Regions from separate parts of the Homo sapiens genome. Here region 1 is linked to region 2. The links are chromatin loops, found by intact Hi-C in ENCODE. Cell type or tissue: heart left ventricle. All regions are shown on one strand.

Region 1 (4,000 bases), 96 kb before region 2:
GGGAGGGGGGCACGCAAGAAGGACCCGGGGCCACGTGAGGGAATAGGAATAAAACAAGCTCAACACACGAATCAGAAAGAAGAAAATCGACAACTGATACGAGTTCACAGGAAAGGCAACACAGGTGAGTCTTAACCATCCGAAAAGGACTATGAATTAAAACTTCAGAGACTCCAGATTGGCAAAGATCAACGAAGTCTAATAACATGCTGTGTGGGTGAAGGTGTGAAGAAACAAACACTTCTTATGCATTTCTACAGAAACATAAACTGATATAATTTCACGGACAGGAATGTGACAATATACATCAAAATGTTAAATATGCACACCGGCCAGGTGCGGTGGCTCACGCCTGTAATCCCAGCACTTTGGGAGGCCGAGGTAGGCGGATCACCTGAGGTCAGGAGTTCGAGACCAGCCTGGCCAACATGGCAAAATCCCGTCTCTACTAAAAATACAAAAATTATCTGGGCGTGGTGGCAGGCACCTGTAATCCCAGCTACTCAGGAGGCTGAGGCAGGAGAATTGCTTGTTGTGGGGAGGCAAAGGTTGGAGTGAGCCGAGATCACACCACTGCACTCCAACCTGGGCGACAAAGCAAGACTCCGTCTCAGAAAAAATCTAACTAAATAAATAAATACACAACACCTTTTAACTGAGCAATTCCCCTCTGAGGCATTTATCCTATGCATACGGTCACATGTGTGCAAAACTTACTGCAAACTAGCAGCAGTAGTCAATTAGAAATAACCTATTTCTGTGTAAGAGGTAGGTTAAAAAAAATTTTTTTAACTAAAAATAAATAAATAAATAGGCCAGGCACAGTGGCTCATGCCTTTAGTAATCCCAGCATTTTGGGAGGCCGAGGTGGGAGGATCACTTGAGGTCAGGAGTTTGAGACCAGCATGGCCAACATGGTGAAACCCTGCCTCTACCAAAAATATAAAAAATTAGCTGGGTGTGGTGGCACATGCCTGTAATCACAGCTACTCAGGAGGCTGAGGCAGGAGAATCGCTTGAACCCGGGAGGCAGAGGTTGCTGTGAGCCGAGATCACGCCACTGCACTCCAGCCTGGGCAACAGAGCGAGACTCTGTCTCAACGAAATAAAATAAAATAAATAGCAATCACTTAAATGCCCAACTAGTTAAACAAACTATGATCAATCCAAACAGTGAAGCAGATCTCTACATATTGATACGAAATGATCTTTAAGAAATACTAAGTAGAAAAAAAGTTGCACAACAATGCCCTTAGTTTGCTACCATTTGTGCAAAAAACAAAAAATAAAAACCCAGGAGGCAGCAAGTTAGACCACATATATGCGATGTTTGTATGGTTTACCTCTGGAAGAACACATTAGAAATTAGTAGAGGGTTGCTCTGGGGATGGAAACACAAGAATGTGAGTGCAAGGGATGACTGCCATTTGTAACATGCATAATGTTTTTGTTTGTTTGTTTATGTTTTCATCTTGACTCCTGACTTCAAGTGATCAAGATGGAGTCTCACTCTGTCACCCAGGCTGGAGTGCAATGGTACGATCTTGGCTCACTGCAACCTCCGTCTCCCGGGTTCAAGCGATTCTCCTGCCTCAGCCACCCAAGTAGCTGGGATTACAGGCACCTGCCACCACGCCTGGCTAATTTTTGTATTTTTAGTGGAGACAGGGTTTCACCATGTTAGCCAGGCTGGTCTTGAACTCCTGACTTCAGGTGATCCACCCACCTCGGCCTCCCAAAGTGCTGGGATTACAGGCGTGAGCCGCCACGCCTGGCCTGTAACATAATCTTTTAAACCAGGGTCTGTGTTACATTTGCAAAATAAATACAAAAGCAAGTTCATTGTCTCTTTCACATTGAACCACAGTGTATGCTGAAACTAGTAGGAAAATGAGCTTGCCAGGCAGCTGGGTCTTCCTGGGGCTTGCTCTGCGTGAGCCCCACCAATCTCTTCCCCTTGGTTCTGCTCCGACTGCAGTCTGAATCACAAGGTGGATCAGTTAACACTTCAAACAGCCCGACTGAGTAATAGATTCTAAATCAGGAAGGCTGAGTTTAAATGCCTTCCCCACCAGCAAGGGTATTTATCTTGTTCTGTACATATTAACGGACATGTAGAGAGATGCGGTACATAGTATGTAGACTAAAAGCCAAACCTCGGGAGTGATTAAAGCCTGGGAAGTACTTGGAGGTGATCAGATATTGTCTAAACCTGGTATTATCTGAGTTAAAACAGGCAGCAATATCAGCAGCTGTGGTAGGCACATGCACAGGGAAGTAGCAACATAGCCTTACATCTGTTTATGACTCTACAATTGGCAATTTGCTTTCAGATCCATTATACATGCATTCTCACAGCAATGCAGGGATTGCTGTTCCCATTTTATAAAGGAGGAGATAGTTAAACTATGACTACCGTCTATGTTCTCCCCATCTCAAGGTCACAGGTAGGAATCCGCCCATAAAAGGAGGCTGAGAGGTGAGAAAAGTGTGCCCAAGGAGAGAAGCTTGGGGAGAAGTGAAACCTACAATGTTACCTTTATTTTCTTAAGCACTGCCTATGACTGGTTATTTCTGGGTGCTGGGATTAGTTTTCTTTTCTTTTTTTTTTTTTCTTTTGGACAGAGTCTTCCTCTGTCGCCCAGGCTGGAGTGCAGTGGTGCAATCCTGGCTCACTGCAACCTCCACCTCCCAGGTTCAGGCAATTCTCCTGCCTCAGCCTCCCAAGTAGCTGGGATTACAGGCGTGTGCCACCACACCTGGTTAATTTTTGTATTTTTAGTAGAGACGGGGTTTCACCATGTTGGCCAGGCTGGTCTTGAACTCCTGACCTCAGGTGATCCGCCCGCCTTGGCCTCCCAAAGTGCTGGGATTACAGGCATGAGCCAGCGTGCCCGGCCGGGATTAGTTTTCTTTACTTTCTCTTACCTATTTGTATGCTCTCACATTTCAATAAATTAATGCATATCATTTTTGCAACAAGAAAAAATACAATTTATATAATCATAGAAGATCAGCACCATAGAAAAGGTAAAAAAGTAAATAAATAAATAAAAAGAGATAATCCCATATTCAGTTGAAAGGCATTTAAAACCGCTAAACTGCTAAGTGGCAGGGTGGGGATAACCTTACTTTCTCTGACAAATTAGTCCCTAATACTGAAAATTTTTAAATATTAATTTTCAAAAAATCCATATTACATTTGCTAAACAAAACAACCAAAATATAAAAGTAAAAGGAATCTAAGATTATTTCTCCAAAATACTTTGGTATTAACGATAAATTACAGTGCAATTAAACAACTGTCTGTGTTATAGTAAAACATTTAAGTTTTGAATTTCATAATTATTAGCTTCTTTTTTACTCTTCAAAATTGCTTTTACATTAACTTTTTCTGTAAAGCTCAGAGCACAGCTATGGATGTACACAGATCCTGTCTTCCAGGCTGAAGCCTGGCCAGGCTGCCTGCACGGGCACCCATCGTGCGTACTTGGACCTGCCGGTCAGTCCCATGGTCACCTAATGCACCCGGCTGCAAAATCCAGCAGCTGGTGCGGGCCAGAGATAATCGGATGGCTTTGGTATTGAATTGCCCATTGGCCACATGGTACGTTAAATGTGGTTCACTCTTTTTCCACTTGATGTGAGCTTTCTTTAAATAATTACAGACCTCATGGTTGAGCCAGCAGCGGCTCTGTAAGCAGCTCTGTGTGAAAGACACCAGGGGCTGGGGCCCAAGAATGGCCATTCTGAACCTCAAAGAGCACCCACAGCCAAGTCTGCAGACCCCTGGGGTATCTGAGTATTCACTGACACCTTCCTTCCCCTATTAACATATATATATATATATATATATATATATATATATATTTTAACTAAAACAGAGAAGACAGCTAAAAGAAAGTTTGTTTTATAGATTTTAAAAAATGATTCAAGGTGGATAAAATAATGCTGTGGAAAAGGGGAAGAAATTATTGTAGATATCATCTGTCAGTAGAGG
Region 2 (4,000 bases):
CAGAATACCAGTCAAGTCTCCTTCTCAAGGACAGTCCCTGCAGGGACAGGGGCTCACTTCTTTAGCATGAAAAAGGGTCTTATTGACCTTTTCTCAATGCCTCAGTTTCTCTAATTACAATTAAAGAAACACACTCATATATGTTGTTACTCTTAATCATCAATGGAGTGTATAGACATGGCAAAAAAAATTTTCAAGGGACACAGATGAACAAAAAGGGAAAATGAAACACTCCAATAATCTCAGCACCCTGGCTAACACTGCTAACATTTTGGAGTTTTGCATATTCCCTCTCTCTCTCTCTCTGTGTAGATTTGCCTTGGGCAAGGGACCCAAACTACCCTCCTGAAGAATGAATTGGGTCACATTGTTTTTTGTTTTTTGAGACACAGTCTCTCACTCTGTCACCCAGGCTCCAGTGCAGTGGCACAATCTCCACTCACTGCAACCTCCACCTCCCAGGTTCAAGCGATTCTCCTGCCTCAGCCTCCTGAGTAGCTGGGATTACAGGCGCACCACCACGCCCAGCTAAGTTTTGTATTTTTAGTAGAGATGGGTTTCACCATGTTGGCCAGGCTGGTCTTGAACTCCTGACCTCAAGTAATCCGCCTGCCTTGGCCTCCCAAAGTGCTGGGATTACAAGCATGAGCCACCACGGCCAGCCCAAAATGTACATCTTAAAGGTGAGAAAGGAAGAGACTTCTTTGATTCTCTGGGGTTTGTCAGACAGGGTTCTGCAAGCACCAGAAACTAAAGAGAAGGGGTATTGTTTTTGTTTGAAGACCAATGGAAATTTACAAAATTGTTGAAAGACTAGAAGAGCAGACGCAGGTTAGCAGAAATTAAGGAAACTCTGAAGGGCCAAGAAGCAGGAAGCAGGAAAAGCAGTCACTGCCTTGAACAGGGACATAGGTCAGGATGCTGTAAATGGCCCCTCCACAACTGCTATTGCTACAAAGACAATGGCCAGAAACCATTCCCCTCTCCTTGCATAGTCAAAGTCCTGGGAAATAGCATCTTAAATAATGCATTTCCCACTGATTTGCCCAGAAGGTGAGGAGAGGAAGGATCTGACTCCTTTGCCTTCAATTGGAGGAGGCTAGCGGTGGGAGGCAGGAGCCAAGAATGACCCCTTTCCCAAGGCAGTGGGGAGAGGAGACACTTTCCCTTAATGGAACTGGGGTGTTTACTGGAGGAGGAACGGTCCTGTACAGTCCCAAACCAAGAACTGCCCACTAGTGCAGCCTAGAAAGAGCAAGAGCTTGGGAGGCTGCTGCTTCTAGGAAGAGTTTGTAACTGAGCCTGGAAACTGGTCCCAACCTAGCTACCCTAGCGCACTGTTGGTAAATGTGTAAACAATTGTGTTTGAGCGTGTATATAAATAAAAGAGCTGTAACACTAGATGTTCAGTGTGTAATGGAGTGACCATAGCTATGTGGGAGATGTCTTTTCCCTTTCCCAAAGCCCCCGGAGTAACAAATGGAGAACCAGCCAAATGGAGCATGCCTGGATCAATAAAGCGGGTTTCTATAGTGGGGAGTATAGACTGCACCTGGGCCTGGGCCTGCAGGTGTTATCTTCCAGGCGCTTACAGACATGGTCTCAGGGGACTGCCTCTAGGCAACAGAGTAGCTTCTTTTCAACAGTGCCCTCATGTGGCAGTGCCAGAAACTGCAGGGCACCTAATGAGGCTTCCTAGGTTTTTGTCCTTCAGGATATGGGAACTAGCAGTGCCCCTTTGGACTAAGTAAGTAACTATCCTAGACAACCTAAGAGGGAGGGTCTCAACTAGGGAAGAGAGTCGTTTTCAGAAAAGGTGGGCCAGATGTGGCAGGTCAAGCCTGTAATCCCACCAACTCAGGAGGCTGTGGTGGGAGGCTGAGGCGGGAGGACCACTTGAGGCCAGGAGTTCAAGATGAACCTGGGCAACATAGTAAGCCTCACATCTCTAATAAATAAATAATAATAATTAAAATAAAGAAGAGGTGGGAGAGACGCTCAAGTCATTAAATTTTAGGAATAAAAAATCATGGGGCAAAGCATCCTTCTATGTGGAAACCGATTCACCAAAATTGTTTGGGTGCCAGTCTTCTACTGACGGCCCTTGAATCCATCTCACAGTTTTCCATCATGCTTGACCATGGGAATATCATGCACCTGCTTGTCCACTGCCTTGCTCAAGTTCAAATATACTAGGTCACTGTTACTTCCTTATTAAAGAGGGAGTTTAGGGACTCAGTAATTGAAGGGAAGAGGGTAAACAAAACCTCTGCCCTTCAGCGTCTGCTTTGATCCTGGACATGGTTTGTAGGAGACTCCCACTGCACTGGAAGTCGGTAGTCTTGATCCTTGGTCCCAACTTGGCCATTAACCTGCTGCGCAATCTTGAGCAAGTTGCTGGAGCTCTCTGAGCTCCTCATCCCTCCTCAGGCAAAGAACCTCTGCATTGCCCACACCAGGGGCCTGCTTTGAATGAAGTTAAGGCTGTAAAAACCTAGAGAGGACAAAGTAGGTAAGTATTAACAATAAATAATGTGGGGAGACTTTTTACTGCAATAATGCCTTTTCTGTGTCTGCAGAGTTGGAGAATGAAATACGGTTCCGGGCCAGAAAAAAACAGCTCTTAAAGGATCTCTTTCTGGGTGTGTGGTGTGTGTGTGGTGTGGTGTGTGTGTGTGTGGTGTGGTGTGTGTGTGTGTGGTGTGGTGTGCATGTGTGGTGTGTGTGTGGGGTGTGGTGTGTGTGTATGGGAGTATGGTGTGTGTGTGGAGTGTGTGGGATGTGTGTGTGTGGTGTGTGGTGTGTGTGGGGTGTGTGTGGTGTGTGTGTGGTGTGTGGTGTGTGTGGTGTGTGGTGTGGTGTGTATGTGTGGTGTGTGTGGTGTGTGTGGGGGGGTGTGTGTGGCGTGGTGTGTGGTGTGTGTGGTGTGTGTGGTGTGTGTGTGGGGTGTGTGTGGTGTGTGTGGTGTGTGTGTGGTGTGTGGTGTGGTGTGTGGTGGTGTGCATGTGTGGTGTGTGTGGTGTGTGTGTGGGGGGTGTGTGTGGTTGGTGTGTGTGGGGTGTGTGGTGTGTGTGGTGTGTGTGTGGTGTGTGTGTGGTGTGTGGTTTGTGTGTGTGTGTGGTGTGTGTGTGTGGTGTGTGTGTGAGGTGTGTGTGTGGTGTGTGTGTGGTGTGTGTGAGGTGTGTGCGGTGTGTGTGAGGTGTGTGTGGTGTGTGTGTGGTGTGTGTGTGAGGTGTGTGTGTGGTGTGTGTGGTGTGTGTGAGGTGTGTGTGGTGTGTGTGAGGTGTGTGTGTGGTGTGTGTGGTGTGTGTGTGAGGTGTGTGTGTGGTGTGTGGTGTGTGTGTGGTGTGTGGTGTGTGTGGTATGTGTGTGGTGTGTGTGCAGGTGTGTGTGTGCAGTGTGTGTGTGCGGTGTGTGGTGTGTGTGTGGTGTGGTGTGTGGTGTGTGTGGTGTGTGTGGTGTGCGTGGTGTGTGTGGTGTGCGTGTGGTGTGTGTGTGTGGTGTGTGGTGTGTGTGGTGTGGTGTGTGTGTGTGAGGTGTGTGGTGTGTGTGGTGTGTGGTGTGTGTGTGGTGTGTGTGTGGTGTGTGGCGTGTGTGTGGTGTGTGGTGTGTGTGGTGTGCGTGTGGTGTGTGTGGCCTCTTTGTCACCGTCTCTTCTGCTTATTCTCTCTCTCCTCTCTCCCCTTCTGTTTCTCTGTCTCTTCCCCTCCCTCACTTTTCCCCAACCTTTTCCCAGACTTGGCTGGACCAGAGCTGAAGTGTTTCACGGGTGGCAGCTCAGGGCCCTTTTAAACCAGGTCTTCCCTTCCTTAATGGCTGTGGTTGGCAAGAATGGACCAAGTCAAGATGGCCTCTGGGTTTTTCTGGGGCTCTGATTCCAGACTTGGAAAGCAGAGCGTTTCAGCTGCTTACAAATCCCAGGAGGGTGTGACAATGGGACCATGGTGGCAGAACAGAGCAGAGAGGCCCCTGGTTACTGCACTCAGTTCTCGGGGTTGCA

The links. Peaks named below come from ENCODE experiments on the same cell type or tissue, not always from the same donor. Only the 100,000 strongest peaks of a DNase experiment are listed, where the experiment ranks them.
Region 1: a loop joins it to region 2, with 4 times the contacts of the local background. A loop is called at or near these places in 3 of 110 quality-filtered maps.

Annotation. Positions count from the first base shown.
Region 1 is chr5:149,750,324-149,754,323 of GRCh38, reverse strand. All of the region lies in intron 1 of PPARGC1B (PPARG coactivator 1 beta), which reads right to left. Among named protein-coding and RNA genes, the nearest start is that of MIR378A, 19 kb to the right of the region's middle. In heart left ventricle, no CTCF peak of the experiment used is centred here; no DNase peak of the experiment used is centred here; H3K27ac peaks cover 984 bases.
Region 2 is chr5:149,654,429-149,658,428 of GRCh38, reverse strand. No RefSeq gene overlaps it. Among named protein-coding and RNA genes, the nearest start is that of PPARGC1B, 74 kb to the left of the region's middle. RefSeq lists an enhancer at 2,081-2,250. In heart left ventricle, a CTCF peak has its summit at 1,673 (motif pointing left); a DNase peak (open chromatin) is centred at 1,630; H3K27ac peaks cover 1,115 bases.